Regions from separate parts of the Homo sapiens genome. Here regions 1 and 3 are each linked to region 2. A link is a contact called in ENCODE Hi-C or POLR2A ChIA-PET data. All regions are on one chromosome and are shown on one strand. Each heading gives the region's core, a stretch centred on a gene start or an enhancer-like site at or near the end of the contact. The rest is flanking DNA. Distances are from core to core; before and after follow the strand shown.

Region 1 (3,731 bases), core at 639-3,138, 470 kb after region 2:
TGTGTAGGTCAGTGGTTTCATGTGGTACCATGTTTTTTCTGCCTCGGGAACTTTATTTTGTATTTCTTGTATTGAAGATCTTCTGGTTTAAAAAAAACTTTAAGCCTTTTGTTGTCTGACAAACATTTATTTTACCTTCAATTTTACAGAATATTTCTGGTGGATATAGAATTCTAGATTGACAGTGCTTTCTTTTTCTTTTATCACTTTAAAGACGCGATTTCATTAAGTTCTAGTTTGCATTATTTCTGAAGAGAAGTCTGCAATTATATCTGTCTTTGTTCCCTGTATAAAATGTGTCTTTTTTTCTCTTTCTGCTTTTAATTTTTTTCTACTTATTACTGGTTTTCAGTGATTTAATTACAAAGTGCCTCGCTTGATATGGTTTGCTTTGTTTTTCTCCTACTTTGGATTTGTTGAGCTTCTTGGCGCTATACGTTTACAATTTTCATGAAATTTGGGACTTGTTTTTGGCCTTCAAATCATCACCGTTAATCCTTTTCGAGGACTCCAGTTTTTAATATCATCTTAAGGTGACTGAGGCTCTGTGTTTCTGTGTTTCTTTTGTTTCCTTTCTCTCTGCTTTAATTGGGACAGTTTCTATTGCTATGTCTTCAGTGTCACAGATATTTCATTCCACAATGTCTAACCTACTGTTAAGTTCAGCCACTGAATTATTCATTACAGGTGTTGTATTTTTTAGCTCCAGAAGTTCCATTTGGTTATTTTCTATATCTTCCAGTTTTTTCTTCACTATGTTCATGTTTTCCTTTAAATCCTTGTTTTATTTTAATTTTTTAAGTCCTTGTCTGCTAACGTTATTATCTCTGTCATTTTGGGGTTTGTTTCTATTAAATGATTTTTCTCCTGATTTTGGGTTCTATTTGCCTACTTATTTGCATATCTAGTATTTTTAACATTCTGAATTTAATGTTGTTAAATGTCTGTATTTTGTTGTTTTAAAAATGGTAAAATTTGTTTTGGCTGGCAGTTACGGTAGTAGCGGATGAACTTCCTCTTTTTGAGGCTGCTTTCTAAACCTTGTTGGAGGAAGTCTAGAGTTACCTCACTTTTCGGCTTAGTTAGCCCTTCTCCTAATGCCTTACCCTTTTGGGATTTCTACTGAATTCCCTGGACAGTCAGCAAGGTTTCTTCACATTGGCGAGTTGAAACTCAAACATTGCCCAGTGAGCCCTGGGAACCAATCAGCTCACAGCTCCGCAGTAGTTCTTTGCATCGCACTGTGAAGTTTCACCTTATGCATGTGCAGCTTAGTATTCAGCAACAGATTCACAGGGATTCCAGGAGCCTGTTTTGCTGTTATATTCTCTCCTTTCTGATACTCTGCCTTGAAAAGTCTGCTCAACTATCTCCTCAACTCAGCAAGACCACTATGCTCTGCTTGGGTTCCCCCTCATTGTGCTGCAATTTAGACAGCATTTTTCAGCAGAAAGTTAGAGTGATAGGGTTTGCCCCATTTGTTCCCTACTTTCAGGAATCACGGTGCTGTGCTACATGCTGTTCAATGTCTGAAAAGAGAGGTTTCATATATTCTGTTCAATTTTAAAGTTGCTCACATTAGAAAGGTACAGCCAATACCAGTTATTTGGGTATGGTAGAGGTGGAAATCTCTACTCCCTCTACATGAAGCACATTAATAAAGTGATCTGCTTCTCCAGTCTCTTCTCAGGAGCCTGGGTTGCAAGCAACAGAAGCTGTTTGTGGCTGATTAAACAGAAAGAAATCTTAAAAGGATCACAGGCAGGTCACAGGATTTAGAAAGGCTAGAGAAGCTGCTCAAGATAGAAACAGTGTCCGACACATGACTCAGGAACTAATTTGATGAGAAAACCACTTTCAATACCATTGCTTTCACCAAACCCTAGACAACTCATGTGTACAGTTGTCACTTCTGAACCAGGAACTCAATTATACCACAACCAACACCACTGCCTGCCCTGATGTGCCACTTCCTGGGTCAGGAACTGAACTGTGTACCCACCACTAAAGCTGCAGCCTCCAGAGACAATGTGCCCTGTATTTAACTCTGGCTACACTAGCTTTTAAGTCTGACAAGGAAAGCAAGAGTCTGTAATTTCAGCTTCTATAAGGAAGGGATATTCTTTTCTTCCCACCAAGGCTCACCATGTAGAAGATTCTTCAAACCCAAAATGTGGTTCTGATGTCCAGTGGCCAAAACATCCACTATGGAAGAACAACTCTGTGTGAGTCTTGGGATGGTTTTCTGGCACTCTTGGTTCTGAAACATAAAATAAAATCATTAATTTCATTTTTGGAGGAGGGATCTGTGATCTAGCCTCCTTTGGAGCCTATGAGAGGAGACCACTCCTAAATCATATGAGTATTCCATACCAGCAACCTCTAAGGAAATGTCCTTTCCTATAGTTCAGCAATGGGTGGTGATGCCATCAGTCACAATGACTAGTCTCCTGACCTTAGGTTGCAGCAGAAAACAGTTAGAAATGAAAATGGCAAAACATTAAGAGCGCTTGAGCCGAAGTTCTCAGAGGCTGGGCCATTCTTCTGAGTTTCTGGTATGTAATCAACTAGAAAAAGAGATCTATGTACATTCTAACTGGGAATGAAAACCAGGCAAACCAATCCTACTGGATTTATTTATCAGCGTGATCATTAGGAACCAGTGACCTTTAAGAAATTGCTGTGGTGTTTAACTCATTGCAGTGTACCTACACTGGAGTGCAAAGAGAAGAGGGTGCCAATGGGAGGTTTTAGTGGCAGGGAGAAAAATAGGGATAGGGGTAGGTAGGGCATGTGGCAGGATGCTGCAGGGAAGGCCAACAGGCACCCTGGGGAGTGAAGAGGCTGCAGTGTGAGGATTCTGGGCATTGTGGTGGGAAGAAGCATAACATAACAGCAGGGCAGCACCAGTGTTAAAGAATGCCCATCATTTTATCTCCTTACCAGTGACTTCTAAGAAGATGGTTCACAGAGGGAGAAGAATACAGGCCAAAATTAGGGATTCAGTCAGTATGGACTCCTGTATTGACAATCCACCTGAAATTTGGAACAAATCACAGATTAGATTTGGAGCCATCTCATCTTCCTCTCCTCTTAACATTTGCCTCTCTCCTAAACTTCTTTTTTTTTTTTTTGAGACAGTGTCTTGCTCTGGCGCCCAGCCTGGAGTGCAGTGGCACCATCTCAGCTCATTGCAACCTCTGCCTCCCGTTTCAAGTGATTCTCCTGCCTCAGCCTCCCGAGTAGCTGGGATTACAGGCACCCGCCACCACGCCTGGCTAATTTTTGTATTTTTAGCGGAGATGGGGTTTCACCATGTTGGCCAGGCTGGTCTCAAACTCCTGACCTCAACTGATCCTCCCATCTCGGCCTCCCAAAGTGCTGGGATTACAGGTATAAGCCACTTTGCCTGGCCTCTCCTAAAATTCTTTATTTCCAGTGTAGCCAGGGGAAGGCCTAGGAACGTTGACCCTTAGGCAATAATGTAGATGTATATTGCTGGTTGCCTCCTCAGCATGCATTCCCCCAGACTTGTCACCCACTGTGCAGAAACCACAGAACCTGGGTAGGTGTGAAACCCCAGCCCCTGTGGGGGCAGGGCTGATATGCCCAATTAGGATAGTCCCAACTCCTTGCCATAGTGATGGTTTTAGGGATGGACAGTAGCCCAGGCCTAAGGCAACAGTCACCTGACAGTTTACTACCCACCATGACTGGTTCAGGGATGAACT
Region 2 (3,860 bases), core at 265-2,764:
TTGGTCAGGCTGGTCTCAAACTCCTAACCTTAGGTGATCCACCTGCTTCAGCCTCCCAAAGTGCTGGGATTACAGGCGTGAGCCACCACACCCAGCCTCATGCATACATTAAGTATTTCTTGCCCTCCTGCTGGATATAAAGCCCTGTGTCAGATGCTGGGGGCATGGGAATGAATACGATAGACATGTCCCCTACTCTTTTGTTGAGGATAGGGTTTTAGCCTTTCAGAAACAAAATCTGGCCCGGTGCATGAGGTCGTTTGTGTGTTCTGGTGACAGGTCATCCCTGTGGGTGCTCCCTGGGCAGATATGTCCTACTCAAATTAGTCAGACTCTCTTTCAAAGTGTGCCCCTTAGGAAGCCATGAGAAGCCCAGTGTGCCAAGAACACTCTTTTGTGATTCTAAAACCATCCCCGGGGATTAGGACTAGACACAAACTATGAAGACTAATAGGTAAATAGGAGAGTTCGACAGAGTGATACCTAAGGGGCTCTTTGCAATGCAGTAACAATCTGCTTTCTGTGTTTATGCATTGACCAACCCTCCCCCACTTCACCCCCAATATTCTTTTAAGTAGGAGTTGAAGGGTATAAAAGCTCAGCCTTTTTTTTTTTTTTTTTTTTTTTTTGAGATGGTCTCGCTCAGTGGCCCAGGCTGGAGTGCAGTGGCACCATCTCAGCTCACTGCAACCTCCGCCTCCGGGGTTCAAGCGATTCTCCTGCCTCAGCCTCCTGAGTAGTTACAGTGGAGACGTTGTTTCGCTATGTTGGCCAGGCTGGTCTCAAACTCCTGGGCTCAAGTGATCCTCCCACCTCAGCTTCCCAAAATGCTGGGATTACAGGCATGGGCCACTGCGCCCGGCCTCAGCTTATTAATGTAGGTTTTCCTACACTTAAATCAATTACATACAAATCTTCCAGTTTTCTCATTTTAAGTGCATTCTTAGAAATCACGAAAGAAAGCAGAGTGGGCAAGCTGATCATTTTATTCTCCATCTGCAGTCAACTTGCTAAGTAGCTTGCAGTTAACAGCTTTTGCCACGAGAGGGCGATGATTGTTGGAAAGGCAGAGCTGAGTGGGCCAAGGTTGGACCCTGGGGATGTTGATGAAATAGCAACTGGTTATTATGTTCCGTTGATCCAGGGCCAGAAAGAGGAGACAAAGGACCTAAAATGCTTTAGGCTTAGATAGCTAGGTGATATTCTAGGAGGAGAAAATTTGGAACTGCTTCAGTTTCCAGCATTGTGTTATACTTTTATGTGTAAGAGCCTGAAGTTGAACAGAAAAAAAAAAAAAAAGTCGGGGCGGAGCTGTCTTTTCTTTTAAAAATAGACGCATGGAAGCATGTGTTTGTTTGTTCCTACTTGGTGTTTTTGTTTTATTTATAAAATGAAAACAGCTGAAATAATTTCTGGATTGTTCTGAACTTTTGAGCACAGACTCCCAGATGGTTTCTGTGGTCTGGGCCCTCAAAAACCCACCTGATGGGGGATGGCGCCCATCTTTGGAAAAAGCTATTTGAGGCTCTGTGAAGCAGCTCGAGTTTGTTTGTTTTCCCTTGTATTTGAAAATGGAAGTCAAGCATGCTCCCAGGGCAGAGAATTCCGCAACTGTGACCATCTTGCAAGGGGCAGGAAAAGATTTACAGTGTTTTGCTAGACCAATCGCCACTTCCTTCTGGGGTAAAAATCCTTACCAGCAACTCCTTACCAGCGACTCCTCTTCTGGCTAAATTGGAGTAGCATTTTCCTATCAAAGTCATTTAAGATACAGATTATTCAATAACCTGAGAGAAGGGTGGAGTATTCATTTCTAATGACTTCACAGAATTCCAGTCCTCTCTGAGCCCGAAGAGTTGTTGACTATCATCAGGTGTTAGGCCTCACATCTTTCATTTGCTAACAGTATTTTACTGTCTATGAAAATGGTTAACTGGTCGGGCACAGTGGCTCACACCTGTAATCCCAGCACTTTGGGAGGCCGAGGTGGGCGGATCACTTGAGGTCAGGAGTTCAAGACCAGCCTGGCCAACATGGTGAAACCCTGTATCTACTAAAAATACAAAAATTAGCCAGGCATGGTGACACGTGCCTGTAATCCCAGCTACTCAGGAGGCTGAGGCAGGAGAATCGCTTGAACCTGGGAGGTGGAGGTTGAAGTGAGCCAAGATCATACCACTGCATTCCACCTGGGTGACAGAGTGAGACTCTGTCTCAAAAAAAAAAAAAAAAAAAAAAGAAAAAGAAAATTGTTAACTGCCCTTAAAAATATAGTCGTTCTCCTTCGACACTCAAAAGTTCTCTATTTGCAAATGAAGTTCATATGAATTTGTTAATGATTCACTTCTCAGTAATTGGCAATCCCAAATTAATCAGATTTCCTTGCACTAATGGTTTCTTTAATAAATGATATTAGATGGTAATAGAAAGGACAGTCTTGGCAATAACTGCTTAAATCATAGCATGAGGGATTTAGATTTTCATCAGCAGCTTGCACCAGAAGCAGAGTCTGACTGAATATTATCTCCTTTGTAGATTAGATAGAAGAAGAATTAGGGAGATACAAAGAAGCATTTTCTAAGCATAGTTAGACTCTGATTTTGGTGACAGTACGAACTAGGGAAGTTGGAAAATGCCTCATTGGCCTAAAACTGGTAACATATAATAAACTAGGACTGGAGGCAAAATTACAGAAGTTTTTTTGGTAATTCTCTTGGGCTCTTTCTGGGGGATTCTTAGTCTTATAGAATTTTGCTACTTGATGCTCATCCATGGCCTGTGGAATGTATCGTCCTTTCATGTGGGTGTGGGGAGAAAAGGACTGGGGCAGTGGGAAAGGGGAGGCCCCATTGTTGCCAACACCAAGCCCAAGCTTTCTGTAGATGTGGCTCCCCATTTTCAACTAGAAGAAGAGAAATTTTTCATGTTCTAGCTTGAGAAGCCATGCTCTTAAGTTATTTGACCCTGTACATCCTCGACCCTTCAAAATATTTAAATTATTCCACACTTCAGCGCTGGCATCACAGATTATACGATAATAATTTACCAAGCTTCTTTTCTGCAAACAGGTAAAGGAGGAGGAGACATGGGTGGTAATGTAATTTCTGGATAGTTTAAACCTAAAAGCCTGCTATTAAGAGAAAAGGGGAAAATGACTGTTCAAGACCTGTATCTTGAAAGAATGCTGTTTATCTAGTATTCAGGGGCCAGGGAGTGTGTCTGTGGGTAAACTAAGCAATTCCTCCAAGAATTCTGACGGGAAACAGTTTTGGGGTTTGTCATAGTTTCTAATATTCTCTTAAAATAATCTGTTTCCCAACAAGTAAAAGCAGACGTCATTTCACGTAAAGAATTTCTCTGACTCCACCAGTAGCCCTTCCATCTTCTCATTTGTCCGGTTAAGCTTGAGTCAGAAAAAGAACACAACAATTTTGGTAAAAAATTTGTTGTTCTTCTCATCTGAATAGCCAAAAGTTATTGGTGTGTAAGGACCACAGTTCAGATAAGAGCTACTGTAACTAAATTTAGAGAAATTACTTTTCAGATCGACTTTCCTGTTCTAAAATTACATACTTCTGGTTGGTCTTTGCTTTATCTTCCTAATCAAGATCTGAGGTCACTGGAGGTCAGAAACATATGGCAAAAAGGAATTTAAATATTTTCCAATTAAAAAATTATCCTAAAATATCTTTATTATATTTCCAAGCCATAAATGATCACAGGTGCTTTGAGCCATGGTACTGATCCCAGGAAAGTGTTTGCAAACGTTTAAAAAATAGAATGGATCAGTTGATTCATGCTTTAGCTGATGGCACGGTCTCTTGGGAAGCTAACCCACTCTTGCCTCTTGCCCATGGGGC
Region 3 (3,828 bases), core at 852-3,351, 270 kb after region 2:
CCTTGCAGTCAAGTAGCACAGATTGTCTAAGTGTTCCAGGCAGGAGTGAGGAGGAGACACCAGTGTAGGCTCGGTAAGATGCTCAGAAAAGCCTCTGTGGAGGTGGCAGGCCTATGTTGGCTCTCAAACTTTAGGGTTTAGAAGGTCAGAAAGGAAGAAGCACTTCAGGTGGAACAAATCAACTGGGGACATGGCTGGGCAGCAGAAAGGGGTGCGGAGTTTGGGGGTGGCAGGGCATAGTGTGGTCTGGCTGGAGTAAGCGTGGAGCTACAGGATCGTAGGAGCTAAGTTTGGAAAGGGCTGGGAGACCTCAAGGAGCACGTCCAGCTTGGACTTCATCATGAGGATGGTGGGGAGCAATTTTCATTTTAAAATGGGGGAGCGACAAGCTGAAAATGGTTTTGGGGAAAGAGTGGTGGGCTGGCGAGCTGTTCCTTGCCCCAAGATCTGACTCAAATTTTATTCTTGGTCAGTGGTAAAGAAAGTGAGGGGCAAGGGAAACAAACAGAAGATGGGGACTAAGGTCTGTGGAAATAAATAAAACACCACCAGAGCCAGAGGAGGCGTGTGCCCTGGGTGAAGTTTGTTTTTCATCCCATGGGTAACATTTATGAGTTACTGTTCAGCAAGAATGCCTTGCGGAGGTCTCTGTGGACTGAGCTGAGGCTCCAGCCTGTGGCAGCCCAGGAATTGCTGCCATATTTAGAGCTTCCAACAGAGGGTTTCATTTTCCTTGGCTTTGGTGCCAAGAAAAGAGGGGTTCTCACACTTGCTGTCCAGCAGGGCCAAAGCATGACCAGCAGGAGGAGCATGGAGGTTGGGTTCTGGCACTGCCCACCACCTGGCACCTCAGCCACTAATCAGACAACAGGCTAGGCAATTATCCGGGCATCTGACTTTAGCTACCTGTCCTTTTGTTTAAAGCCCTTTCGTGTGCTTGGCACCTTATGGATACTCAACAAGGTCTGTTTAATGAATGCGTTCTCCCCACCCAGATTCTCAATGCCTTGCTCCCTGTTCTCTAGCCTGTCTCCCGACCACTGGCACCTCTGCCCATTCCCAGTGTGTCTTTGTCATCCCTCTGCCATCCTGATTGCCTCCCTGTATCCTGCTCTTCTTTCAAAGCCAACCTCCAGCAGAGTTCTCCCTGTCTTCTCCAGCCTTGCAGGCTTTCTCCTCCCAAACTCCTACAGCCCTGACTGTTCAGCCCATTCTTCAGGACTTGGCTCTTCACCTCTCTGCAAGCTCCCTGAGGTCAGGCATAGTTGTTCCACATTTCATTCTACTGCTCACAGCCCCATCGTAGGAAGAGAGAATCATTAATATATATTGAATGAGCAGAGGGAATAAGCCATTGCTGGGGGAAAAATACAGTTTTATTTCCCAAATTGCTCAATGTTATTTGAGAGCATGATAATAAATTTGGAAAAGACTTTTAGCATTTCCTGTGGCTTTTGATGACTTCTTTACAAAGGAATGGAAATGTGCGCAGACATCTCACTTCTCATCAGAGCAAGAGAGGGCAGAATTGGGGGAAAGCAAGTGTTCGCGCTGTGGCATGAATCAGATCCCACAATACTAGACATGTGACCATGTGAACAGGCCTCAGATCAGGATTCTTTATAAAGGAAGCCCAGGACAGATTCTCTACCAGCTCTCTCCTCTTTCACTTTTCCTCTTTCTTTGCTTTCCTTTTTTTAATAGGGAGGGGAGAAGGGGTTATGAGGATGGGGGTAGGAGAGTGAGGGATCCCGTGCTTTCTCCCCCTTCTCTTGCTGTTTTGAAATACTTTAAATTCCAGGAACCAGAAGTTCTGGCAACATGTTGGGATTAGTAAGGCAGATCCTAGGATATTTCACTATTAGCATGTGATCAAGCATCAGTCCTGATTAAAAGTCTAAACAAATGTTTTCTTTGAAATTAAAGTGTCTGAAATAAAGAAGAGAGAACTGACCCTTAAAATCATATTCTGTACTTGAAAAGAGTTCTGACAACTGTCTGTCCCGGTTATGTGCACCCCCGCCCCCCACCCGCCTTTTTCCATCCAGAATGTTTGACGACACTGCCAGGGGAATTTCTGCCCCCTCCTTCCTGTATATACCCAGTGCTGGCCTCTGAGGCAGTCCAGCTCTGTTTTCTCATGACACAGTGATTATTTTTGGCATTGCAGATATTTTTTCTAATGTTATTACCCAGCCCCCTTCTTGGTTGCCTTTTGTGGAGCAATCTTTTGGGTAACTCCCTGTAAATTTGAGGGTTAATTTTAGTTCGGTGTGGTAGAGGAGGCAGTGGGAGAGAGGAGGAACGACTTCTACTCCGAAGCGCCCCACCCCCACCTTAAGAGGAGCCGGAGAGGTCCTCTCACGCCCTGCTCATGAAAGAGCTTGCTTTCACCAGCTCTGTGCTCACCATTCATCCTTTCTGCCGGCGGGCTTGAGGATATGGATATCCAGAGGTGACGCTGGGGGCTGCACCTCGGGGATGGCATCTTAATGACTTGACTTGGCGGGTGTTAGAACAGCCCCATTCAGAGTGAGTTCACTCCCTGCGCAGTTGGCTCACTCGGCCTCTGTCCATAGAGTTCTCTTGTTCACGCTGCAGGAGGAAATGGAGATTTCCAAGTGGGAAGGAGCCTTCCCGATGCTTTAACTCTTCACTGAAGGGAAGAGGAGCTGCAGAGAGCGAAATAAAATCTAAGCCGCCCCAGCTGCAGCGCCTGGGAGAGGAGCAAGGCTGGGCTGGGGATGGAGGCCAAGGCAGCTGGGATCACTTTTTCTTTCCTCCTTGAGAGGGAAAGGAAAAGAGCAAAGGGCATTTTTGATTGTCTTTCACAATCAGCAAATATTTACCCAGTTTGTCTGCCCTAGCCCAGGTTCCACTGAAGGATACACGAAAGTGGAAGATGTTGTGTCTGTGCCCTTCCCCTGGTACTTACAGCACAGTTATAGGAGTAGAACGTTTGCATAGAAAAGCCACCAAGACAGGGAGGCCTTTAATAAGGGCCTATGAGTAGTGTGGGCAGGAAGTACCCTGGAGAATGTTGCTAAGGGGCCAGGGACACTGCTGGAAGAAGTAGGGCTTGGGCTGGTCCTAAGGGGTGGGTTTTGAAGAAATAGGAAGGAATAAAATGATACAGGTAGGGAAGACTTGAAGGAGGAGAGGGACATTAATGTAGGGCTTAGTAAAATCCCATAAAGAAAGCTACAAAGAGAACAGGATTCTTCCTGGCCAGAGAGAAGATTGGACTTGTTGGACTTTACGTGCCTCAGATTAGGATGGCAGCAGGCAGCACTAACCCTGCCAGATGGCATCTTCAGTCTCAAGATCGCACGTGTTCCTGGGTCTCTTTCTACTCAAAGTGTGAGGTCACAGACTAGTAGAATCAGCATCCTCTGAGGGTTGTTAGGAAGGCAGAATCCCAGGCTTCAGCCCAGATCCTACTGAGCCTGCACTGTAACAAGATCCCTGGGTGATTCCTGGCCACAGCAAAGGTTGGGAAGTGCTGCTCTGGGTGACTCCACAGGCAGCTGTCAGCAGCACTAGTTCAGACCCCAGATTTGATTCACAGAGGTGACAAAACACCAACAGACACACACACCTTGAGTGTCCGCAGGGTGACTCTTCCCAGATGGAAACCGTCTATTCTAATTAAGAGCCGGGTTAGAATTCTTAGGAAAGATCTAGAACAGTGAGCAGCTTTGAGGAATCCACAGAACTGAAGTCATTGACGTGGTTTTTATCCGATGTCTCCAGTTTGTACCACTTTGTACTACTGATGCTTTAGAGGACACCAAAAGAACAGGTGTGGGGTTCTTTCCCTGAAGAGTA

What was found. A loop is a pair of places that touch in the nucleus more often than their neighbours do. ChIA-PET counts read pairs that join two places held with the same protein, here RNA polymerase II (POLR2A). Pooled maps may share reads with other maps.
Region 1: a loop to region 2 is called in a pooled map, with 2.4 times the contacts of the local background. The contact joins two enhancer-like sites. A Hi-C loop is called at or near these places in 1 of 168 maps with a recorded cell type or tissue (mammary epithelial cell) and 2 of 50 pooled maps. POLR2A ChIA-PET finds 5 or more read pairs at or near these places in 2 of 52 experiments (GM12878 and HEK293).
Region 3: a loop to region 2 is called in a pooled map, with 4 times the contacts of the local background. The contact joins two enhancer-like sites. A Hi-C loop is called at or near these places in 1 of 168 maps with a recorded cell type or tissue (chondrocyte) and 4 of 50 pooled maps. POLR2A ChIA-PET finds 5 or more read pairs at or near these places in 1 of 52 experiments (activated T-cell).

What each region holds. Positions count from the first base shown.
Region 1 is chr2:46,533,668-46,537,398 of GRCh38, forward strand. ATP6V1E2 (ATPase H+ transporting V1 subunit E2) reads right to left here. Exons shown (of 5, transcript NM_001318063.2): 3 at 2,944-3,036; 4 at 2,146-2,260. Among named protein-coding and RNA genes, the nearest start is that of RHOQ, 7.0 kb to the right of the region's middle. Within about 2 kb of position 1,889, at least 7 of the 41 ENCODE cell types and tissues checked have a DNase peak (open chromatin) inside an H3K27ac peak, as active enhancers do.
Region 2 is chr2:46,062,065-46,065,924 of GRCh38, forward strand. The region is part of intron 10 of PRKCE (protein kinase C epsilon); the gene reads left to right. Among named protein-coding and RNA genes, the nearest start is that of EPAS1, 230 kb to the right of the region's middle. Within about 2 kb of position 1,515, at least 6 of the 41 ENCODE cell types and tissues checked have a DNase peak (open chromatin) inside an H3K27ac peak, as active enhancers do.
Region 3 is chr2:46,333,375-46,337,202 of GRCh38, forward strand. The region is part of intron 1 of EPAS1 (endothelial PAS domain protein 1); the gene reads left to right. Among named protein-coding and RNA genes, the nearest start is that of EPAS1, 38 kb to the left of the region's middle. Within about 2 kb of position 2,102, at least 25 of the 41 ENCODE cell types and tissues checked have a DNase peak (open chromatin) inside an H3K27ac peak, as active enhancers do.